3 separate regions of the Mus musculus genome follow, and regions 2 and 3 are each linked to region 1. The links are chromatin loops, found by intact Hi-C in ENCODE. Cell type or tissue: heart. All regions are shown on one strand.

Region 1 (8,000 bases):
GGGAAATTCTAACCAGGCTTATAACTCCCCTTTTTATATTCCCCTCCAGAAAAATCCTGTAGTGGTGCTAACTCTCCTGTCTATTTAAAAGTTTATCTGTCCAGCTGGGCATGGTAGCATACTTCTTTAATCCCTGCACTTGGGAGGCAGAGGCAGGCAGATCTCTGTGAGTTCCAGACCAGCTTGGTCTACAGAGCAAGTTCAAGGACAGCCAGGGCTAGACAGAGAAACCCTGTCTTAAAATCTCTACTCCCTTCCCAAATTGAATTTGTCTCATTAATACATCCTTCCAAGGAGCTGAGAGCATTCAAACTTTCTCTGTGAGCTTAGTCCTAATGAGGTTTGCACAGGGGAATAAAGGTCACCCAACATCTTGATAGACAAGCTGCTTAGTCAACGTTCTCCAAACAGCTACTGGAATTGCTAAGGGCCCTTTGCTCCAGGTTTCAACCCCCTTCCCACTCCATCTGTCTACGCTACCTCTACCCTTTTCCCTCTTCACCCCACTCCCTCTCTCCCCATCTCTGCCATTGCTGCGGTAGCTGCAACTGACATTGATTTTATCTGCATAAACCTTCACGCTCCCACTGGTTCCAAACTGATCAAGTGGCCTTCAAAAAAAAAAATGCCACCACTTCTTAAAAAGGCTGAGCCAAGCCCTGCATAATGGAGACAGAATACAATCTCTTATCATGTCGGAAGTAATACTTGTGGTTATCTAAAGCACCATAATCATATCATACACTTTATCTGTGAGTGGCTTTTTCCTTCCAGGGTAGGAATAGAAACTTCTTCATAATGAACACTATTGAGACTCCAGCAGGCAGACCTCTGGCTTTGGCAACGTGCCATTCTTGAGCAAAGGCATGTAATCATCTCAAAGACTGCGGCATGGCAGAAAACAGGTACAAGTATTTGCTGGAAACATCATGTGCAAAGAGCCAACTTTATAATGGAATGCTTTGTGTTGGAGACTTTGGAGTACCTATGGCTGACTAGAACTTGGGGGTCTGCTGCCACCTCACTTATCCAAGGAGTCCTTGTGTGAGAGTTCAGGGGACAGGGCCCAAGAAATACTACCAACCTTTGCTTTGGTCAGGGCTGCAACATCCTGAGATAAAGACAGTCTGCCCTACTGTCAGCCGTGGTTCCTTCTCCCTAAAATGGTGGCTGTCAGATGACCAGAACTGGAGGACTCTTGAAAAATAAAAACCTGGAAAACAGCACCAGGTGTCTCTGAGAGTTTGGTCAGTGCTACAGTTTGGCTCTCACGGTTCCTAGTCTCAAGATGACTCTGGAAGATGCAGAGGGTAAACTGAGTCCCATATGCCTCTACCTTAGTTTTATTTTAAGTGAACTAAGGTAACTTAAGAAGAAAAAAAGGGCCAATGTGTGCTGAAGTTGCTGAAACACAAGAAATATTCTCAATTGTTCTTCTCAGGAAGCTCAAAGATCAGACTGCCTTGGGTGGTATACTGTTTTGGTTTTTGGGGGGTTGTTTGTTTGTTTGTTGTTATTGTTGTTTGGTCAGTGGCACAAGGTGCTACTGTCTACTCAAGTGTTGACTCAAGTGAGGGGTTTACCCAGCGACATGCCAGCCCTGAGTACCCACTAGGAGCCCTCCTTCAGGAGACAGGAGTTCACAGCTTAACCCACATAATTGCCTCTCTCTATGTGTGACAAAAATGCCCTCAAGAACCACTTTACACCAAAACATGATATAAGACTGACTGACAAGCCAATACATTGATACTGATAGGATCTCTGAGCTATATAGAGAAATAGAAATGGCAAGGGGCTCTTGAAAATATAAGTCATTGGTCCCCAAGTCCTACCTCTTGGAACAACTTCTTAAGAGAGAAGCAGTTTCCTTCCCTAACCATATAAAATGATCCCTGGAGTTATTTATAGCGTTCATGGCCTGGAGGTATCACTTGGTCCCTGTACCACAAGCCCAACCATGTGTTACTATATTAAAAAATGTGAAAAAGTAATTATGGGGTATGGGAGCCAGTGTCTGCAGACATAACCTTCAGAAGAGGAAGTGACAGGGAACTTTTGCTCCACTTTGCAGCTCGAGGGCTGCCCAGGCTTTGGGCTCAAGGAGGGCAAGGTGTCCAAGAAGCTGGAGAGAAGCTTGCTGAAGTAGTCAGAAGCAGCCCTATTTGTTGATAGATAGCAAACCAGTTTCCATTCCAAGGTCCCCTTAGTAGGTCAAACTGTCCAGTCACACAGAGTGACCGTCCAAAACATCCTTCCTGAGCAGCTCTCAAGCTGCCTGCCTCAGTTCCCACAGCACGGGGATGGCAGAAATGTGTACGATTCTGGACACTGGAGAGACACTCGGACTATAGAAACTGGTCCCCAAGACCCCGACCTTTACATAGTGACTTCTGTCCCCTTGTTCTAAATCCAGTTTTGTGGTTCTTCATCCCTTTCTCTGTAGTCCTTTGGCTTTCCCATAACAAAAAGACCAACCGCTGATGACAGAAGCAATTCTCCCTGGACCCACAACCCCTTCAGTGCTCCCCTGGAAAGATGGCTCCAACACCTTCAGACTCCAACCCCTTTGGTTCTTCTTAGAAAGATGGGCTCCAACTCCATTGGGAAAAAAATTGCTTTCTACTGCTGCAAGCAGAAAATGGTAATGCAACCACCAAGCCCTAGAACACAGCTCATCCATGCAGAGGAGGCCATGTTTCTGATGGTAGGGCTGGTGTTCCCAAGAGTCCTCCATGTTGCAAGCCATATTGAGAGCAATTACATTTCCTCTTTAGGGCCTTCCTTGGCCCCTGGTCTAAGCTACAGAGAAAGTTGTTTCTGATTACAAGTTCCTTCCTTCAAAGAGAATCCCATAAGCCTTGTGCCTTTGCTGGTGTCTTGGAGCGAATAGTTGTGGCCATCTCTGTTCAATTCAACTACCTCGTGAACTTTGAAAAGTACGAAAATTTATTCAGAGAAGGGGTATCTTCTAAAAATTGATTTACATAATTCTCTCTCCAATAAATTTCTAAAGAAACAAGCCACACATGACAGAGAGTACTGAGACAAGTAGAGATCAGGGAAATGTCCTGATCTCCTTGATATAACTAAATAAACCAAAATAACCTGTGTCCCTAGTGGGACAATGGGTCATGAGCATAGAGTGTAACCTATTCTACACACCATCCTTGAATTTACACACTGTGGTCTCATAATGTGAGTAGATGTTGATATAAAATTCACTACATCTTCCTGAGTCTGTTTCTCAACCTGGAACAGCAGCAGACACAGCAAGGAAAGTTTAAGTAGCCATCGTTTGGTGCCAGTGGAAAGAAAATGGGAGAAGGGGGAGGGAGAGGAGGAGAGAGGGAAGGAGACAGGATATGGGGGAGACAAGGAGATGGGAGAGACAGGGAGAACGAGAAAGAGGGAGGAGAGAGAGGGAAAAGAGGAGGAAAGAGGGAGAAGGAGGAGAGAGAACAGAGAGAGGGCGGGAACAGAGAGAGGGAGGGAGAGAAGGAGGGAAGGAGCTTTGCAAGCCCAGGGCTGCTTAGAGCTGTCTAAAATGGCCTGTTAATCCCAAATTCGGTAGGTTCACCTGCATTACCTAATCCTTCCAGCCCCCCACCCTATCTTTGCTGCCTACATCCCAGTTTTCACCACTGTAGTATCCACAGTGCCACCTGCTGGTTATAGGAAGCATTTCGTGGCTGTTAGGGCTCCTTGTCCAGATTTTATTGAAGTCCATCATGACTTACTAGCAAAGTCAGAAGAGAAAGCACACTCCTTAAAGTTAAGAAGAATCCAAGAGCCAAGCAAACCATGGATTCCTGGAAGCTCAGCGAGACCTGGCAGAATCTCCTGGATGCAACTAGTTTAGAAGGAATGTGAAACAAAAACGGTGCTGCTAGATTCCATCAGCAGGGCTCTAGGGATATATAGAGAGAGCATCAGGACAATGCCTTAGAAGTTTCCAAAATTCGCTGTTTCATAACCATCGTCTTGGGCTGCTTCTTCTTCTTCTTCTTCTTCTTCTTCTTCTTCTTCTTCTTCTTCTTCTTCTTCTTCTTCTTCTTCTTCTTCTTCTTCTTCCTCCTCCTCCTCCTCCTCTTCCTCTTCCTCTTCCTCTTCCTCTTCTTCCTGACAAGTTTTTTCAACCTTGAAGTAAGGTTTCCCACCATTCTCCAGTTTTACTATAGCCCACCATTTGCATCTCAGGCATCAGTCAGACAAAAGATGGGAGAAAATGTAACCCCTAGAATTCACAACTCCTGGGGATGACCCAGCACATTGCTACAAGCCTCACTGAGGAGAACAAATGTCCAGAGATCCTCCAGGATAACCATGGGGTCATTATCTTGGGTTAGAAAGTATGAAAATCAGGATAGCAGTTCAATACTGACTCTGTGTCTCTAGGATTCTGACATCACACTACAAAAATGCAATGCTGTAGCATGCCCTCTACAGTAACTGTAAGTATAAGGTGGAAATCTGTCCATGTTAGGAATCAAAAAGGTCTGGGAAGGGCACTGGCCCACCACAGCCTGACAGTCACTGTATCAGGGAGGACAATTTCAGAAATGTAGATTGTTTGCCAAAATGTTTGCAAGATTTAGGTGATAACTAGTAATTTCTAAAGAAAATTTTCTGTACTTATCAGCATGACGTTTCTTTGGGGCAGCTATGTTTCCTTCCTTTTTCATCCCCTGGCATACAAAGACTAACTTGTGAAATTTCAATCAGACAGTAGAGATGACCGGATTCATCCTTCTCTCTCTCACACATTTTCCTTTCAGTTCTGTTTGCGTGTGCTCTCTCACTGTCTAAAAGGGTAAATTTGTTCCTTGCATTTTCTTACCTTTCACCAAATTCAGAAATCTTTTCTTTCTTCCTTCCTTCCTTCCTTTCTTTCTCTCACTCTCTCTTTCCTTCTTTCATTCATTTATTCATTCTTTCTTTCTTAAATGCATATAAACCTCAAAATACTTTCTCTTCACTTGGGAAAGCTCCAACCAACCCCTCCTCCTGGCAATTAAATGACTTTCCACCTTAATATGAATCAACACCTAGAGAATCAGATGAGGTCTCTGTGAACCTGCTTTGATAGATCAGTTTCCTTCTTTCTACACATCTCGAGCACATCTAGACCTCACATTATTCAGATTATGCTAGGAATGATGAACCAAAACAGCAGCAGTGGTGACTAAAGAGAAAGCTAGGTTTAGGTCCGACCCCCCCCCCACCTTTAAAACAGGCAATAACCTAAGGAAGAAAGTCTTTGAATGTTTGCAGAAAGAAACAATCTAAGCAGCTCGGGGTCCCACCCAGAAGGGATGGCTGTGGTACAGCAGGGGAGGGGGAGGGCCGTTAGCATCGGTCTATGCCATGCCTGCTTCCAGAGAATGCTCAAAGCACCAGCGTTTGTTCACTTAACACAGGATCCACTTCTCAGCCCAGGAAGACCCTGGTAACAGTACACTTAGCACTCAGCAGCTATTTGACCTATTTTACTAATGTGTTTGGGAAGGAGGTTAATTAACAGTGGATGGCCATATCCTTAAGCTTAATTTTTCCAACAGCCCCGCTCATAAAAGGAAAAACTGAGTATGTATTGGAGGAAGCAAGCAATTAAGTTGCACAAATAGTGAGCTCATTGAACTGCAGCTGACTTCTATCATGTCAAAGAACAACTAAACACAGAAGCAATAAAAAGATTGTTGCCCCGACCACCACTGAGAACCAACCGGCAATAAAGATGGATAACTTCCTACTTGAAGTCACTGATTAAAGCTCTTTAGAAACCAAATGTTACACATAGGCATAAATGGAGCAAAATATTTTAATGCGTGTTTGGCAGGTTCAGAAACATTTTATAGTCAATTTTAAATGAAGGTTTATACAACAACAGTAAAGTCCACTTACAGCAGCCATCCACATGGCTTGCAAGAAAGCTACAGTGCTCCCCTGAAAGGCTGGAGTCACACTGGGGAATTAAAGTCCCATCCCAAAGAGCAAGGGGTAGGCCCTGGGGGGGAGCCGAATTCCACAGTATGGGTCTTCTGAAACCAAACCCAAGAGCAGAGTCCCAGAAACCCATTCAGATGGCTGTGACCCTTGAAGGCAGGTAAACAGACTCTCTATAAGCAGTGACCACACAGCCCCTCCTTGCCCGTCCCCCTCTGCTCCCTTGTCCACCTCCCAAAGCTCAAAAAGGTCAAGGTTTAGCGCAAGCTGCCTGTCAGAAGAGAGCCCTTTCATCTAGAGTTCAGTACAGCCTGGCACCAGGCTCGGCTCCCAGGAATAGCAGTGTCGGGAAGGTGGGCTGTCTAGATTTGACCAAGAGAATATGTCTGACAGAGGGGACTTGGCTATCAACCTAAGTGTCTGGGGGGCGAGGTATCTTGTGGAGGAATGGACCCCAACATTCACCCCTGCCTTTGCAGGGACACCATATGCAGCTGTGGGGAGACGGGGTGCTTTGCCTGAAAAGTTGCTTATAATTTAACATTCAAAATGATGTCAACAGGCCTAGAGAGACCAGCGGTGAAGAGCACTGGCTGCTCTCCCAGAGATCCTGAGTTCAATTCCCAGCAACCACATGGAGGCTCGCAACCTATACGATTGTAGTCCCATGAATTCCTATGTCTTCTTCTGGTGTGCAGATGTACATGCAGACAAGACATCTGCATAAGTAAATGAATCTTTAAAAACCAAGAAGCAGGAGGAGGAGAAAGAGGAAGAGGAAGAGGAAGAAGAAGAGGAGGAAGAGAAACAGATCTTTGCATGGTTGCCTCAGAACTCAGCACTGTAGCAAATTAAAGCTGTTTTGGTTTTTTGTTTTATTTTGTTTTGTTTTTCACAAATGAGCTCACGTGCCACATTCCATTACAATCTTTCTACTTCCATCCTAGAATATGTCCCCCAAATGGGGGGAGCACTGCTGAAAAATATGCTTCGCTCTAGGCATAGCCCTCTGGTCTTGGGCTTTCTGGGCTCCATGCCCTGAAGCAAGATCATGCCTAGTTGCAATCCTCCCCCCACCCCACCCCACCCCATGCCACCCAGCTCTTCCTTCCTCCCTGTGCTCTTGTTTCTTCTTTTTGCACCCACCGATGTCCTGGTCATGGTCTGTCATGGTCATCATGTGGTTCCTGAGCACAAGCATGGGGAGGGGTTAGCCCCTTCCTTTCCAAGATTTAGTTTCTTTGCATGAACCGCTGTGGCTGAAACAGTCAAAGGAGCTGAAATGAAAGAAATCATTTTCATGCTTCACCTTGAGCAAAACTAAAAACGAATACAGCACTTCTCATCTTTCTTGGGTACAAACTAGGAACCAAAATGACCCAGGTATATTGTTAGTGCTAGGAGACAGTCATAAGGCCTTCTTCCCCTCGCTGTCTGATTAGATACAGCCATTCTTCACATGCTCCCTGACCCACTCCCACACCTCACCCCTGAGATACAGGTCTGGATTTACTATACAGAATTTAGAAAAAAAAATGTACAGCGCACACATACACACACACACACACACACACACACACACACACACACACACACACACATATATATGCCTTGAGGGATTCTCCGTGCAGTGGAAGTTCATACTGTGACCATGAGAATCACTTTATCAGGTGAGAAGTAGATATTTGGCATTTCCCTAAGAATTCTCACCACTTTTCAAGAGAGTTGTCATCGGATCCGTGGTATGCAAATCGAATAAAAGGTATGAGACGGGAAAGAGTACATTTATATAGATTTCATCTCATTTGCAGGAGGAAATCCCAGGGGTGCAGTGTCTTCCTTCCACTTAGCCCTCTCCAGCTTGAAAGCTCATGCAGGCTGTGACCTCCAGGCGCTCTCTGCAGGTTTTCTAGTACTGTACATGTCAATTCAGGAATTGGAAAGAACTGCACAGCACCGGAAGGGGGGTGGAGAAACGGAGTTAGAGTTCAGAGACCGGAGCCGCCTGCTTTCTGGAAAGCCCTCCAAGCTGAGATTCACTATCCAAACAACCA
Region 2 (8,000 bases), 690 kb before region 1:
TTTCTAGTTGAAAACATTAGTTGGCTAACTTCAATCCAGATGGGAAAAAATAACCTTGGGTTATTTCAATGAGCATGGGTGAGAATGGAGTGTGCTTAGACTTTCTGTGGCTGCTCTGTCTCCATCTTGTTCTGCACTTTCTCCCAGAGGATACTAGCATGACGCCCTGGTTGAGAATCAGGAGGGCTTTAAGCTATTGGTGGTGCAAAGCTTAGGGTGTAGATTTAAATCTCTCTTGGCTATGTTTAAACACAGTATTTTTATTAATTATTCTAGAATTTCATGCACTGTGTTTTGAAGATATTCACCCCAATTCCTCTCACAACCATCCTCTCCACTTCTCCTCCCACCAAACTTTGAGTTTTCTTCCCCCATATAATTAAGTCCAGTTTGTACTGTCTAACTAGTCCTGGCAGTGGGGCCAGCCATGGCACATGGTAGGCCTACCAAGAGTCAAATAATGGAAGAACTGACTTTCCATCTCCCAGCAGCTATCAAGTGCCAACAGTCCTCAGTTGGTGGTGCAACTTTATGCCCACCTTCTCTATCCCTATGCTGCGGTTTTGTCTGGCTTTAAGATGTTCAGGTTGTGTGCATGCTATCAATGAATTCAAATGTGTAAATGCCTGTTGTGTCTGGAAAAAACTGGTTCATTGATGTTATCCATCACACCCGGCTCTTACAGTCTTTCTGTCTCTTCTGTAAAGATCCATAAGCCTGGCAGGAGGGGTGTGAATGTATGTCCCATTAGAGCAGAGCATGTTACCATCCCTTATTTTCTGTACACTGACCAGTGGTGTGTCTCTACATACGTCTCTCCTCAGTACCAGTCTTCCTTTGGTTCACCTGACGTTGGTACGTACAGCTGAAATCAGAGCTACAACTTGGAGACTTACTTCTTACTCCCTTGGTAGCTCCCATTGGTGGATTGTCTCCCACTTATGATAGTTTGACTTGTGATTTATCAATTTTATGCTGGTGAAAACGTGGTTTGTATTTAGTAGGAATTGTGCCTTGAATTTTGAATTTGACACTTTCAAGGCTGGTGATACTCCTTTAAGATTTTGAGCAGTCTCCAATCAAGTGGCCGCTTCTTATCAGTGACATGAGAGTAAACAACCAGTATTTCACAGTGCTCAGTGCTGATAGGCTGCCATGCCCAGCTAGTGAGGCACTAACATTTTGACTTAGGATTTATTTAATTTAGAATGTGTTTATTGGGATGTAATGCTGTTGGGAGTGAAGGAGCCTTTACCCTCTATAGGAGTTACTGAGCTTTCGTTTGCTTTTCTCTTCTTAATTGCTTCTAAGAAAGCAAGTGTTATTGAACCCAAATCCATCTGTTCGATGTTTGAAAGCTAATCTTAGGGATCCAATAGTTGGTGGGGAGGATGCTAGGTTTTTCAAGGACTGGTCCACTAAGAATTAAGAGAAGTGTTAGTGTCCCCCAAAAGCACTGTCCTGGGGAACTCATGTAGAGGAAGGGACTTTTGGAGAGAGGGAAAGAAAGTACAATGGGAGGGGGCTGGAGAGATGGCTCAGTGGTTAAGAGCACTGACTGCTCTCCCAGAAGTCCTGAGTTCAATTCCCAGCAACCACATGGTGGCTCACACCCACAGCAATGGGATCTGATGTCCTCTTCTGTTGTGTCTGAGTACAGTGACGGTGTACTCACATACATAAAATAAATACAATCTTAAAAAAAAAAAGAAAAAGAAAGTACGATGGGATACCAGGTGGAATTCTACACGCAGAACAGGTCTCCATCATTCAAGGAAGATGTCTTTTTCTTTTGGTGGCAATATCACCTTCCTAGGGCTACCTCCTGTCTTCTCTCAAGAAGAATATTAATTCTGTAATATAATTAAAGGTGACCAGACACTCTTGGCTCTGTAAGTCTAAAAGAATATTTATTAGTTAATGTTTTAATCATCCTGGGGGCAACTTTTCTTTAAAATTTAGGATGTTGGGCAAAGGCAAGACAATGACCCTCAGAAGGACAACTCCTAAGAGTGTCCACTGCTGCCACCAGAGTGTTGGTGTAAGAACCATGGTTCCAGAAGTTCTAACCTGGCTAAGTTTAGCCACTGGTTCCAATACATCCATTAAAGGGATGCGCAATGGCAAAGAGTAGAAAGGAGAAATCTAATTAATGTAATACTGCTGGAGAACGACCCAGGGACCACTGAGATCATCTTTGAGATTCTCCCACAAGCTTAGGTTTATATAGAGGAAGAATTTGGAGCAAGTAATTTACTGACTGGGCCATCTTCCTTTGTTTCCTGATGTGGAGAGGGAGACCCCTTATACACAGACCCCCTTTAGAGAAGTATAGTTCTCCTATGACAAGCATGAAACCAGAAGCTGACCCTGTGCCAATAGTTTCTTAAGAGAACTGGACCAAAGTAACGAATACTTTGGCTAACATATTCTGGTCTCCTGCAGCCATGTTTTAGGGTGGCTTGCCGCACGCCTCTTCAGTTTTTTTTCTCACCAGCTTGGTTTCCACTCACCAGTGAAATGGCACTGGTTTCCACGTGGGTGGTTTTGACAAAAGCCTCTGCCAGCATTCACATTTGGATTTTTATGTGAACATGTGTTTTCGTTTGTTTGTACCTAGATGGGCGTTGCTTGCTCACATGGTAGGTACAGGACAAACTTCTAAAGAGTTTCCCAAACTACCTTCCAAAGAGGCTGAACCATGTCCAGCTCTGGTGGCAAAGTGGAAAAGTTCTAATCCTATAGAATCTATGTCATCCTTTCATTGTAATCCTACCCCATCCTTCAGTTCCATAGATATGTGGTGACGCCTCACTGTGCTCTGGAGGAGCAGCTCTGCTCCTCCAAAGCATCTTCCAGATGTGCATAGCTAAAGTTACACTAACTAAAAGTGTAGTATAACTAGCGTTATAATAACTAAAGGTATCATGTAACTAAAGGTATACTCATCTAGTTGTAGATGGTGGTTTTGGGGACCTAAGAGTGTAGAGAATATAGTTATTTCTCATAATTGTATGTTATGCTTAGAAGGGTGTTCAAATCTCTTGCATAGCTAAAATTTAAGAATTGTATTTATTCATGTGTATGTATGTGTATGGGGTCATGTTTGCTATGTATGTATGTGGAGGTTAGAGGCTAAACCGTGGAAGCTCTTTCTCTCTTTCCACTGTAAGGTCTCTGGGGCGGACTCAGGTTTCGAGGTTTGGCTGCAAGCACCTTTATCTACTGAACCATCCTGTTGACCCCTCTGTTGGTTTAAATTAATTAAATTTCCTTATTATTTAAATGCGATTTTTTACATGTACTTGATTGAAAATATATACCAGACATGTGCCTTTAAAATACATTTTAACCAAGCCTATGGCTTTAATTTTTTTTTTTGCAAATGTTTTTGATGAATAGTTTTCAATTATTGGTGAAGTTGAGTTCATCAAGTCTGCCTTTTGGGTCTCATGAGTTTGGAGATGTGTGAGAAACTTTGGCTTGGTTTTGTTCTATATTTTGTTCCAGAAGCTTATCAATTTAGTTTCTAAAATTTTTTTAGCACACAGTCTAAGTTGAATTTTTCATCATGTTGGGAAGTGGGCAAAGTGAGCTCATTTCACGTGGATGGCCCCCTGGCCCAGCATCATTTGCTGAGAAGATGGTCCTCTTTTAGTTTCTGATTCCATGTGTATGGACCAGCGCTCTGTCTTCAGCTCCTGGGGCAGACTCTGCAGTGGGTGCTATGGTATGACACACATACACATTCTGCTTGAAGCAAGTAAGCAGTCCTTAGGGCCAGGTTGAATTTGAACATTTTTCTCCCGTGTGCTGCTGTTTTATTTTGTAAGCAGACCCATTTAAAGGTCCTAAATTTCATTAGGAAAACGTCAAATGTGTTCGACTGTTCACAGATTTAAAAGCAGAACTTGAGGTTCCTGCTCTAGGGCTCTTTGGAATTTAGCAGACACTTGTATGGAAGCAGTGCCTGTCAGTGAGGATCGCATGCCAAAGCTAGCCCATTTTGTCATAAAGAGGAACTATCATGCATTTGCAGTAAGAAGTCCATTCGCTAGATGGATACTTGAGAGGACTTGCTGGGACCTTGCAGGGTTTAGTTATTACACATTCTGGTCCTTTAGTAGAACCAATTTAACTCACAAGCCTGGTTTCCTTTTCCAGCAGACAGCAGAATTTTATGCATTTGTGAATGAGTGACAGTCCTTATATTCTTACTTATGAAGTGCTTTATATGATTATTTTAATTCACCGAATTCTTAAAGCTCTGAGATGCAGGCAATTCCTCTCCCCTTTATAAATTTGAGAACTTCTCTTTAGAGAGGTTGTGCCATTTGCTTACAGCCTCGCAATGTGATGGATCTGGAATTCAGAGGCAGTTGTGTTTGACTCCAGAATCTGATGGTCCCCAGATGACAGGTTAACTTTTTTGACTAGTAAAAATAAAGGGGAAGGGGAAGAGAGCTCTTCCTTCCTTCCTCCCTCCCTCCCTCCCTCCCTCCTTCGCTCCTTTCCTTCCTTCTCACCTTAAAGGGGAGAAGAGAAGAATAACGAGAACCAAGGAAGATGAGACCATGTGATCACGACAAAACGATTAGGGCGGAGTTAAATGACTGGGGACTCAAAGGGGTGAACACCTCTGCCAAAATAGCTCCTGAAGCAGGAAAGGTGGAAAAAAGGAGTCGGGTGAGTGAGTTCCTCTTTTCACCACTAGGTGACACCATTGACGCCTCACCTGCTGTCGGGAGGAGGTGCGTTTAGGAGGAATCTGTAGAGCAACTCCACAGTGGACCCCCGAAGCAGTGAAAACTGATTTCACTTACATAGTCTTACTGAGAAAGGAATCCAAAGGGGCAGGAGGCACCTGCTTCGGTCTTTATGTAAATCATTGCCACGTCTCCCAAATATCTACTCCACGTGATGTCAGGGTAAGGGACTGAGCGGGAGAATCTGGAGCCTGGCTTCTTAGGTTTGTAGTCTGTCACTATTAGGAGTCAAGTCACTGGCCTAAGACTTCTGAACCTCATAGCTTTCTTCTATGTGAACGTGAGGGAGCAGCATCTACCTTAGAGATGTCATATGAGGAAGGTGGGGAGGAAGTGACAGGTATAAAGCCACCTTTGTTATGTTGTTAGGTGAGAGCTCAAAACTTCACAAACAGTAACAGAGAGACTCTCCAGCTCAAAGAATAGGATTTCTTTTGCTTTTGTTGAATGCAAACAATACCCTGTCAGATTATAAGCACATTGCTCCCCCTTTTACTTTAAAGAAAATGCTCTATCTTTGCATATTTTGCTTATTAATCACATACATTATTCATAGCTGACTCCAGAAAAAAGGTTCAAGATGATGAAATTAATTTCCGATGGTGTATCAGCTCCCATCTGAGTTTTTGCGCCTCCCACTTTCCTTCCCCATTGTCTTCCTTGGCCCTCTCCCCTCTCCCCAGGCTAATTCTGCTCTAACTGCCCCAGTCACACTCTAGGAAGTAACCCAGGATGCTCTTGTCTGCTGTCTTCCCAATTCAAACTCAGTGAAATTACTTCCTCTTAGTTTCGCCCCCCGGCCCCCCCCCCATCCTTCAGTCTTGGGCATCAAAAATTGGACATGACTAACTGAAATCGTGCTGAGACAGATGTTCCCATCAGCCCCAGGCACACACACATTTTGTAAGGACTTGTTGGTTGAGGTAAAGCAGCAGGTGATGGCTCTTCTAGCCCCATGAGATAATGAAGAGAACCTTGAGCCATAGGGAGGGCCGAGTGCCGTGGCCTTACTTAAGTCCCTGCCGAAGACAGAGAGTCCTTTGAATTTCACCAAAAAGTCAGATTTTCATTTGCTCAGTTTTATTTTATTTTATTTTATTTTATTTTATTTTATTTTATTTTATTTTATTTTATTTTATTTTATTTTTTGCCCTTCATTTTAAAAACAGCATCACCTGCACCCAGGGAAATTGATTCCTTCTATCCATTTTTACCATCTTTCAACATTATTAGTGTGGCAGAGGCTCTAAAAATGTTCTCATAGGCAAGCTGTTTTCCTCCCATAGCAATGCCCCCCCCCCCACCTCATTTTACAGCCATCAGAACAAAGGCCATGTTCTTCAGCTCTCCTTACAGCTAGGAGCAGCCATGTTTGCATGTGGACGGTAGGGTGGGAGCAGGCACGCGGTCTGTACCTTGAGGGAACCTCTCAAAGAAAACTGTCTTCTCATGTCTCTCCCCATTCCCCTTCCAGGGGCTGGACAGCAGATAGGAAGCCTGGAGATCTTGAGCCATGCTCTAAAGTCTTTCTAGGGCTGACTGTGTAGCAAGTGGGCCAGGCTTTGTGACGAATTATTTAGACTATTGGGTCAGCACTTGTGGCTTTAGCCACTTTCTTACAACAGGAAAGTTTCGATGTTGAAGCACGGGTTCATTTGTTTTATCATTGACAGTTGCATTTCATTCTAGCTAAGTGCAGCTTGGACAATGTTATACTCAAAATAAGCAATCATCTCATGACAACCGGGAACACACAGTAAATATATCTCTACTTCACTAAGGCGGTTAGGCAGGGATTTTCCTTGTTGCAGTTGATATGAGTGACACTGAATTTTTTAGCAGCTGACCTTTTCACCTAGATGTTCTAGGTGGTCTGATGGCAGATGGCACAGAGAGTTAGATGGTAGAAATGGAGAAGAGGTGGCGGGAAGGTGCAGGTGATCTTCGAAGAAACGTTCTTTTTTTTTTTTTCTTTCCATTTTTTATTAGGTATTTAGCTCATTTACATTTCCAATGCTATACCAAAAGTCCCCCATACCCACCCACCCCCACTCCCCTACCCGCCCACTCCCCCTTTTTGGCCCTGGCGTTCCCCTGTTCTGGGGCATATAAAGTTTGTGTGTCCAATGGGCCTCTCTTTCCAGTGATGGCCGACTAGGCCATCTTTTGATACATATGCAGCTAGAGTCAAGAGCTCCGGGGTACTGGTTAGTTCATAATGTTGATCCACCTATAGGGTTGCAGATCCCTTTAGCTCCTTGGGTACTTTCTCTAGCTCCTCCATTGGGAGCCCTGTGATCCATCCATTAGCTGACTGTGGGCATCCACTTCTGTGTTTGCTAGGCCCCGGCATAGTCTCACAAGAGACAGCTACATCTGGGTCCTTTCGATAAAATCTTGCTAGTGTATGCAATGGTGTCAGCGTTTGGATGCTGATTATGGGGTGGATCCCTGGATAAGGCAGTCTCTACATGGTCCACCCTTTAATCTCAGCTCCAAACTTTGTCTCTGTAACTCCTTCCAAGGGTGTTTTGTTCCCACTTCTAAGGAGGGGCATAGTGTCCACACTTCAGTCTTCATTTTTCTTGAGTTTCATGTGTTTAGGAAATTGTATCATATATCTTGGGTATCCTAGGTTTTGGGCTAATATCCACTTATCAGTGAGTACATATTGTGTGAGTTCCTTTGTGAATGTGTTACCTCACTCAGGATGATGCCCTCCAGGTCCATCCATTTGGCTAGGAATTTCATAAATTCATTCTTTTTAATAGCTGAGTAGTACTCCATTGTGTAGATGTACCACATTTTCTGTATCCATTCCTCTGTTGAGGGGCATCTGGGTTCTTTCCAGCTTCTGGCTATTATAAATAAGGCTGCTATGAACATAGTGGAGCATGTGTCCTTCTTACCAGTTGGGGCATCTTCTGGATATATGCCCAGGAGAGGTATTGCTGGATCCTCCGGTAGTACTATGTCCAATTTTCTGAGGAACCGCCAGACGGATTTCCAGAGTGGTTGTACAAGCCTGCAATCCCACCAACAATGGAGGAGTGTTCCTCTTTCTCCACATCCTCGCCAGCATCTGCTGTCACCTGAATTTTTGATCTTAGACATTCTGACTGGTGTGAGGTGGAATCTTAGGGTTGTTTTGATTTGCATTTCCCTGATGATTAAGGATGTTGAACATTTTTTCAGGTGCTTCTCTGCCATTCGGTATTCCTCAGGTGAGAATTC
Region 3 (8,000 bases), 570 kb before region 1:
ATTTGGGTTCAACAGAGCCCAAATGTATTTTGCTCAGAGCACCGTTTCCCTTTCATTTTCCAGAACCATGTATATTCAAGGAAATGTAATCTGTGTATTTTGGAACCATTTAACCCCCATTTATCAAAATATTGCATGGCAAATACCAGATCTGGGTTCAAGGAAACCCTTGAGCTTTGTGATAAGTGATTCCCTCCCTGCCCAACCCCCCCCCCAACCCCGCCTTTTTAAACCACTGAATCTGAGAGTTTAAAAGTTGCTTTGAAAAATAGCCTAGAACAGTGAAAAGTTTTCTTCTCAAATTATCTTCCAGGTATGGGAGCCTCATCTATCTCTAACATATAGCAATGACAGAGACCAATTTTTTGAGGTGCAGGCCTCTCAGAGACGGCCTTATAGGCTCAAAGGCTTCCCCATGGAGAACCCTAGCCACACATTTAGCGGAAACAGAACCGAATTTCTTTTGATGAAGCCATGGCACTATTAGTCCCAGCTGACAACCGAGTCCCAGCTTCAGATGACTTGACATCTCATCATCTAGTCTTCATTTAAACTTCTGTTTTGCCCACCCGAGGGCAGAGTTAAGTAACCTTTACCTTCAATTCTTACACTGCGATTCTATGCATCTTGATTACTGAGCCTTGGGCCATAGTCCTAGGTTTTATATTTATCTAGTTCTGGCTTTCCTATGTTTGCTCTCCTTTCTGCCACTGTGATGAGAGGGGAGTCAGGGTGGCTAAGAAAAACCGAGTTTGCCACGGCTGACCTGTGGCTCAGCTGGGCTTTTTCTTTCTGAGGACCAGATGGACTACACCCACTGTCTCAACACACATGCCTTCCCACTCGTGTGTCTCATACTGAATGCTGAAAACCCAGTTTGTAATCCTCTCATTGGGAATGTTGGAGTAAGATGAAGTTATCCAATCCTAGGACACAGCCCTTTTCTGTTGTGACGGATATTTCACTTTAACCTCACACAGATCGGAAGAGCCAAGCATCCACTTCCTCTTCCATTCACCTCAGTACTACCCAAGAGTAGATTTTTGAACCACAGGGAAGGAAGAGCCTTTGAAGTCACACGAGTCTAACCATCAAGGGTGGCTTCAAACTCAGACTTTCTGTTTCCAGTTGAAGCCTGACTGAAGAACTCTCACCCAGCAACGGCTCATTTTGAACATTTTAGGAACACGGTGCATTTCTTCTTTATAACAGTCTCTCTCACGTCGAAGTCCTCATAATTGTCCTTTCACAGACTAGAAAGCCGGGGATTAGATATGTTCACTTCACCCAGACTACCCAGTGGTAGACTAACACTGGGATCCAGAACTTTCTTACTCAAATCCCCAGTTCTCATACACATCCAGGAAAGGTAAGTTTTCTCTTCCCTTGTGGAATGTGAAGGTAACTGTACCTTCTTCCACTTTAAGACCACAAGTGAATAAATTGCTGTCATTATTTCATTATAGTTTTAGCTTTGGGTTTGTTTACTATTGCTGTCATTGTTGTTGTTTTGTTTTGTTTTCCCAGATTATCGGGGAGGTGGGGTGGAAACCTTAAGTGTCTCAATCAAAGCCAGGCCAGGTTCCTTTTCTTCACAATGCATTTCTGCTAGACTTTAGAAGCCAAAGTTTGTCTGACCAGCTGCTTCTGATCCGGTTTCCACAAGTCTCGATGGAGCGAAACAGGCAGCAATTTACTGTAAATGTGTTTGGGATTGGCTGAAAGCTAGGAAGCACTAAAGGATTCGCCTTTATTTGGCAACCACAGAAGTGTCCTCTAACCTTCAAACCCTGGATGGAGGGAGACCGACAAAGCATTCCTTGCTGGCTCCTGCTTTGAACACACTGGACTCTTGAAGGAATTTTGGGCAGAACAGCTTCTAGAAGGTCCTTTCACCTGCTTCTCAAGCTACATTGAGAACCCCCCCTATCCCAGTCCCAGTTCTCCAACCAAAGCCCAAGTCTACAGACTTCATCTATTTCTCCACGGCAGGAATTGGAGAACAGCAAGATTTTTGAGAACTGCCACGTCCTGCCCTCAGGCGGACACCCTGACCTTGTGAAGTTCAAGTGAGGAGTCTGCTCGAGGGGGAGGTCTTTCACTGACAAGCAAGCTGAGGGCCTGAGACTGAGTGCCCGAGGGCTTGCATCCAGGACTGGTTACATAAGAGAACTTCCAAGAGAGGACAGAACATAGTTTTCAACAAATAAATAAGGCAAAAAGGCTGCACTCACCAGTGCCACAGCTGGGAAGCAACTGTGAGCAATGAATTTCTCATGCTAACAAATCCAAACTCTTCGGAAAACAGATGATGAACCCAGGGCCTGGCACTGGGACTCCTGGCAGAAGCTGCAAAGCTTCAGAGATGGAAGGGTATCTAGAGACGACGAGTTCACAAACACAGCTGAGGGCCAGCAACCTGCTTTCCTGCCCTGCCTGGCCTGGCCTGCCTGGGTGGGTCCCGTCCGTACAGGGTTTCTCCAGGAGGACCGCAGACGAAACACACCTTCATCTGCAGCCCACACACTCGAGAGAGAGAAATAATTAAACAGTTTTTCTTAACCTTCTGACCTCTTCATTTATTATCGCCATCCATTATGTGTACCTTCTCGAATCACAGAATCCCCAAACTGAGCTCTGGGGTCAAGGGTTTATTGTTTAATGGAGATAGAACATTTTGTAAATTGCACGGAGTCACAATGTTTATAATAGACGCTTCTGGTGTACTGAACCTCCCCATTTAACAAACAGTGAGCCTTGACATGTGTTCTTCCTACAGAGCAAAAATCCGGGGTAAGTGCAGTATTGGCATGAATGTGTTACCAAATCCTTCCTGTAAACCCAGTGACATCTGCAGTCAAATAAAAACATTCCTTTCCCCAAATACCAGGAAATGCTGAGAGGATCACTCATCTTCTAAGGTCATGCTTAAATGAAGTTCTGGCTTTGAGAACACACAGCGAGGATGAAGAGGGCCAAGAATTCTGTCCAGTACACATCGGCTGCTACAAGCCTTTGGGGACAACCTCTTGTTTCAACTATGAGCCCGTGTATGGAGAAGCTTTTCCTCGAGTTTAACCTTTGAATGAAAAATGTCAATATTTTAAGAAATGTCCCCACATTAAAAAAAAAATCCCTGTTGTCTTTAAAACAAAACAAAACAAAACAAAACAGAATTTGTCCTTTCAAGTCAGAAATGGATTTGCTTGAAATAAAGCAAACATCCACAAAAAGGTACCCCACCAAAATTACTCATGTATAAAATCCCTACAATTGAGCAAATATCAATATTTTTTAGTAAAGAAACTTCCTCAAAGGTTGGGAAAGTTGTGAAGAATCCTAAGAAGGACTGTGTTAGTCTAACAACTTAACCCTTTGTGTCAGAGAGAAAAAAGAACCGTCCATGTGCGTATTCTGTTCTTTGGGGAACTTTGTTTCGTGATGGTTACGTGCTACCATATGCAATAAAAATGTGACTGATGCAAACATTACAAAGAGTGACTTGCCATGAATTATTTGCATAACTTCTATCTCACAATTAAATAATTGGTTCATGGTCCAGGTTGTACTTAAAACTCTCAAAGGGGGGAAAAAAAAAGAAAGAAAGAAAAGAAAAGAAAGAAACCCACAGTTTTTACATTTTACATGTTTACTGCCTCGGGAAGATTTTCCAAAACAACCCTTAACCATAGTCATTCAGGCTTTTCTCACCTTCCTGAGTTTGAAAGAATCTTGTAGTAGTTAATGCTAGTTTAACACACTCCCTGGGTTGCTTTGATTGCAGCAAGTCGGGCCATATTTGATTAGCCAGCAGGTGTCACTGTGGGTTTGGGTGGCAACCCGACTGACCACAAAAAGAATGATGAGGAAGACAGGGAAAGAAATGAAATGTGAAAAGCAGGTTCTGAGAGGAAAAGCACAAGGCACTTATAAAATCTGTGGCCCCTCTCTTCAGCCTATCAAGAATTCTGTACCACTCTCATGCTGAGAGCCCCAGAAACATAATTCACATACATAAAGGAAGTGGATGCCTTCCATTACTGAAGTCAGCTTCAGTGTATATAAAATAGTGACAGAAATGAGTAAAGCTGAGAGATGAATTCTTGTAGCCTTTGCTTAATCGCTCAAGTCTTAGCTATGTATTTCATCTTTTTAAACCATAGAGATCATTGCTTTATCTCAGAAATGGTGACTGTCTTCCAGCTTTTTGGTAGGTTATAGACGCATGGCCCCGAATGAGGTCTTGGCTATCCCTAACCTCAGTGGGAAAATAAATTCCAGTGCTTCATTCACTGAAGGGGCATCTTGGGCCCTTCTTCCATCTTTATAGGATCTGGGTTACTCATTTGCAACAAAGCCAGCCTATCCATGCCATCCTCCTGAGTACATGGAATTTCTTCATAAATAAAATTTCAATTGGTAAAATTAACACATATTTCTTAAGAATGGTTGGCCATAAAACCTCCCTGAGCTGAGAGGAATTCACAGCTGGCCTAATTTGAACAACAGGCTGTAAATTTTATTTCTATTTTGGGTTGATAGATGAAAGCAGTTGTCTATGTTTGTGATACAGAAAGCAGGCAATTTGTTAAGGAAGATACAAGCTTGATTTCCCTGAATAAGGCTTAACACAGAGGCAAAACGTTTTACTGATTTGTAAAGAAAAACAAAGCCAAAATGTTTTAGAGATAAAGATGAAAGTTTCTGAGCTCTGGAAAAAGACTCTCATCTCAAACGGTCTAGCCCTCACCCTAGTCACCTCTCTCACATCATAGGCATTCATGTCACAGTACTATTGCACTGTAATAAGCCATAAAAACCCAAGAAGAATAAAAACAAAAACAATCTCAACTATGCTGTGAACATCCTGCAGTTGCTTTGGGGTGGGGAGTGTAGGATGTAGGATTGAGACAGGCTCTCATGATGTAGCCCAGGCTGGCCTCAAACTTGGAGTTCGTCTTCTTTAATCTAACTCATGCTGGCACTGCAGGTGTATACTACCATACCAAGGACACCTTGAGATTTCTACCTGATTTTAATTTACTTGTCTTCATGTAATTATTTCTTAATAACACAATATGTTGTTTAGGGCTGAGCCTAATTAACAAGGGAAATGCTAAAGTTTAGGAGCAGAAAATAAAAGGCTAGAGTGGTAGGTTTATAAACATGTTAAAGAGTTATTTACAAAGCATGCATACCAGGATACTATCTAGCTTAAGTCATTCATTCACAGAGACAGACTGCTCTATAGTAGGCTGTTTTGACTCTCAAGAGGCAGGGCTTACAACTCTCAATACAATTTCTATGGAAAATCCATATTTATCTATATCTCTACATCTATCTATCAATCACCTATCAATCTATCTCCTTTTTTTTCTATCTGGATGAGGCTATATTACTTACACATTAGAATGTACCATTCATATACTATATCTTGTTTGGGTCTCAGAAATTGAGACTCACTTTTTTACTTACAATGTCTGGTATAACATGTAGAAATCATAGCAACAGGTACTATGAGCAAAGAAGCAGCTGATGGGTGTGGAATAAAGAGTAAACAAAGGAGGAGAGATGTCAAGGAATACAAATATTTATCCAGGGTAATAGAGTGTCAACACAAATTTCTTTTCAATTAGATGCATACACCTGTGAGTAATGAGATCTTTGTCCATCACTTCATCTTTTGGAATCATGCCCATAATTTCCATGACAACGTCTTACACTATTAAGATAGTAGTGATCACAACTTCATCTCAGCCACTAACTAAGCCACTTTTGTATGCAGTGAGCACTATTGGCTCTTGATCACACGTGTACATAGAAGTGTGTGTGCGCTCATGAGCACAAATTTGTGCATCTTCCCAACTGGAGTCAACCTGTCTATAAGGCAAGAGTTGCACATTATGAGTTTCTTACCATTAAAACGTTTGTCTTGGTGCAAAGCATGCAGTGGAAGTTGAGTGAATCTGTTAATGAACGGAAATCACAAGGGCTACTTTTGTCTGGCAAGCTCTGGCAATGCTAAGTTTCTTTTATGTAGTTCATATAAATAATTCACTTCTTGTGGTTTCATATCCTGATGTGAAAATTATGCATTTACTGTGTTTTCATAGATATTAATGGTGGCTATTAAAATCAGAAATTGTTTCCAGGTTGGTGGTCTTTGGCCTGGGAGTGAGTGAAAAGAGACTTAAGGTAAATCTTAATTGTGGAAAGCATAAAACTCTATGCATTGCCTTGTTAAAGTTTCACGGTGTGCATGCATGGTTTTTCTACTTATTTCCCAAGGAACTGCAAAAAGACACTAGTCTTTCTCAACTACTTACTTTTTTTTTTTTTTTAAAAAAAAAAAGGAAAATAGAACATAAATGCATCGAAGCAATTTGTCTTCATGGGCCTTTCCCTTCTTGACATCAAATACCCCATTTAAAAGATGTATGTCAAAAACGGACCTGTAAATATGATGCCCTAATTTAAAAATTTAAGGAAGAAATATTATATTTATGCATCGGGTTTAGTTATTACCAGCCAAGTGGTATCATGTTTCTGTTGAGGAAAAATTTAGGGGCTATTTAAAGAATTACAGTATGAAGCAAATCAAATCACTACGTACAGGTCCTTTTTAAGGAGTGGGGGACAGTGTGAGGAAACTACGGAGAGAACTAATGTTTACGTATAATGATTTCATTATCATGTTTCTCCCCCTTTGTTTTCTCATCCAGGGTAAACAATGAGGACATGTCATGAATTCCTGAGTCACAATAAATCTGTGAGTGTCAGACTCTGTGTGTGGGTAAAATGGGTAATTTTCTGACCTTTAAACTCTTGTTAGAACAAAGGACATCCCTCAGCATAATGCTTCCCTTCTACAAAATCTGGCAGGAAGCCAAGGTATGCCCTTTGGCAAACCTCCAGTTTGGATGACTCTTGGACCCTAGAGGACATTCTCGAGATGGCCCTGGCCTTACTCCTACCCTTTACAAAGTCTTCTTGAAGGACTTTGCTCACACGTAGCCTGTGAGGGAGATGTGAGGGCACATTTGTCCAGATTCTTCACACGGAGCTCTGGACCGTTCTGCTCTGCTTCAGTAGCATCCCCTTCCTGGCCAGCGTTATCTACAAGACTGTAGAGGAATGAGACGCAAACTTAGTGGAACTGTGGTTATGGTTAGAAAAAAGTTATGGCGTTCCATTCCTCATCAGGGGATGATGTTTGGCTGTGGTTGGTTTCCCTTCCAGAGGATCTAATAGACAACAGAGGAAGTAACAGAGGCAACATATTGCTCTGTTTTCGTGGTTTCCTAAGTTGCAAAATCTCAAACAACTCTTATCAATGTCTAAACATTATCACTTTCATTTTTTTATTAGATATTTTCTTTATTTACATTTCAAATGTTATCCCCTTTCCTAGTTTCCCCTCTGAAAATCTCCTATCCCCTTCCCCCTCCCCCTGCTTCCCAACCTTCCCACTCCCATTCCTGGACCTGGCATTCCCCTATACTGGGGCATAAATCCTTCACAGGACCAAGGGCCTCTCCTCCCATTGATGACCGACTAGGCCATCCTCTGCTACATATGCAGCTAGAGCCACAAGTTCCACCATGTGTTTTCTTTGATTGGTGGTTTAGTTCCAAGGAGCTCTGGGGGTACTGGTTAGTTCATATTGTTGTTCCTCCTATGGGGCTGCAAACCCCTTCAGCTCCTTGGCTACTTTCTCTAGCTCCTTCATTGGGGATCTTGTATCACTTTCATTTTTAAGTAATTCCAAGCTGGAAATACATAAAATATGTTTCTTTTTTCACTTTTATTCCCCCATTTCTCCTGTTCATGACTTGACACTGTAAGCATGGGTGAGGTTTAGTTAAACCAGTACTGAATTTATGCATTTATTTGCCTCTGTGTATAGAGCCTGAGTTCCAGGGTGCATGTGTAGAAAGAAGTCAGAGGACATCTCTTGCTGCTTGTCCCCCTCCATGAACCACCTGGGTCCCAGGCATTAA

The links. A loop is a pair of places that touch in the nucleus more often than their neighbours do. Peaks named below come from ENCODE experiments on the same cell type or tissue, not always from the same donor. Only the 100,000 strongest peaks of a DNase experiment are listed, where the experiment ranks them.
Region 2: it touches region 1 in a loop (5-fold over the local background); 11 of 42 quality-filtered maps call a loop at or near these places.
Region 3: a loop joins it to region 1, with 12 times the contacts of the local background. A loop is called at or near these places in 17 of 42 quality-filtered maps.

What each region holds. Positions count from the first base shown.
Region 1 is chr14:46,561,521-46,569,520 of GRCm38, forward strand. It overlaps Rubie (RNA upstream of Bmp4 expressed in inner ear), which reads right to left. Exons shown (of 5, transcript NR_046459.1): 4 at 7,657-8,000; 5 at 6,811-7,223. Among named protein-coding and RNA genes, the nearest start is that of Rubie, 10 kb to the right of the region's middle. In heart, a CTCF peak has its summit at 3,675 (motif pointing left); a DNase peak (open chromatin) is centred at 3,811; H3K27ac peaks cover 1,731 bases.
Region 2 is chr14:45,873,804-45,881,803 of GRCm38, forward strand. No RefSeq gene overlaps it. Among named protein-coding and RNA genes, the nearest start is that of A530076I17Rik, 210 kb to the left of the region's middle. In heart, a CTCF peak has its summit at 4,714 (motif pointing right); no DNase peak of the experiment used is centred here; H3K4me3 peaks cover 328 bases; H3K27ac peaks cover 327 bases.
Region 3 is chr14:45,990,047-45,998,046 of GRCm38, forward strand. No RefSeq gene overlaps it. Among named protein-coding and RNA genes, the nearest start is that of Gm34499, 230 kb to the right of the region's middle. In heart, a CTCF peak has its summit at 3,805 (motif pointing right); DNase peaks (open chromatin) are centred at 2,145 and 3,815; H3K27ac peaks cover 1,218 bases.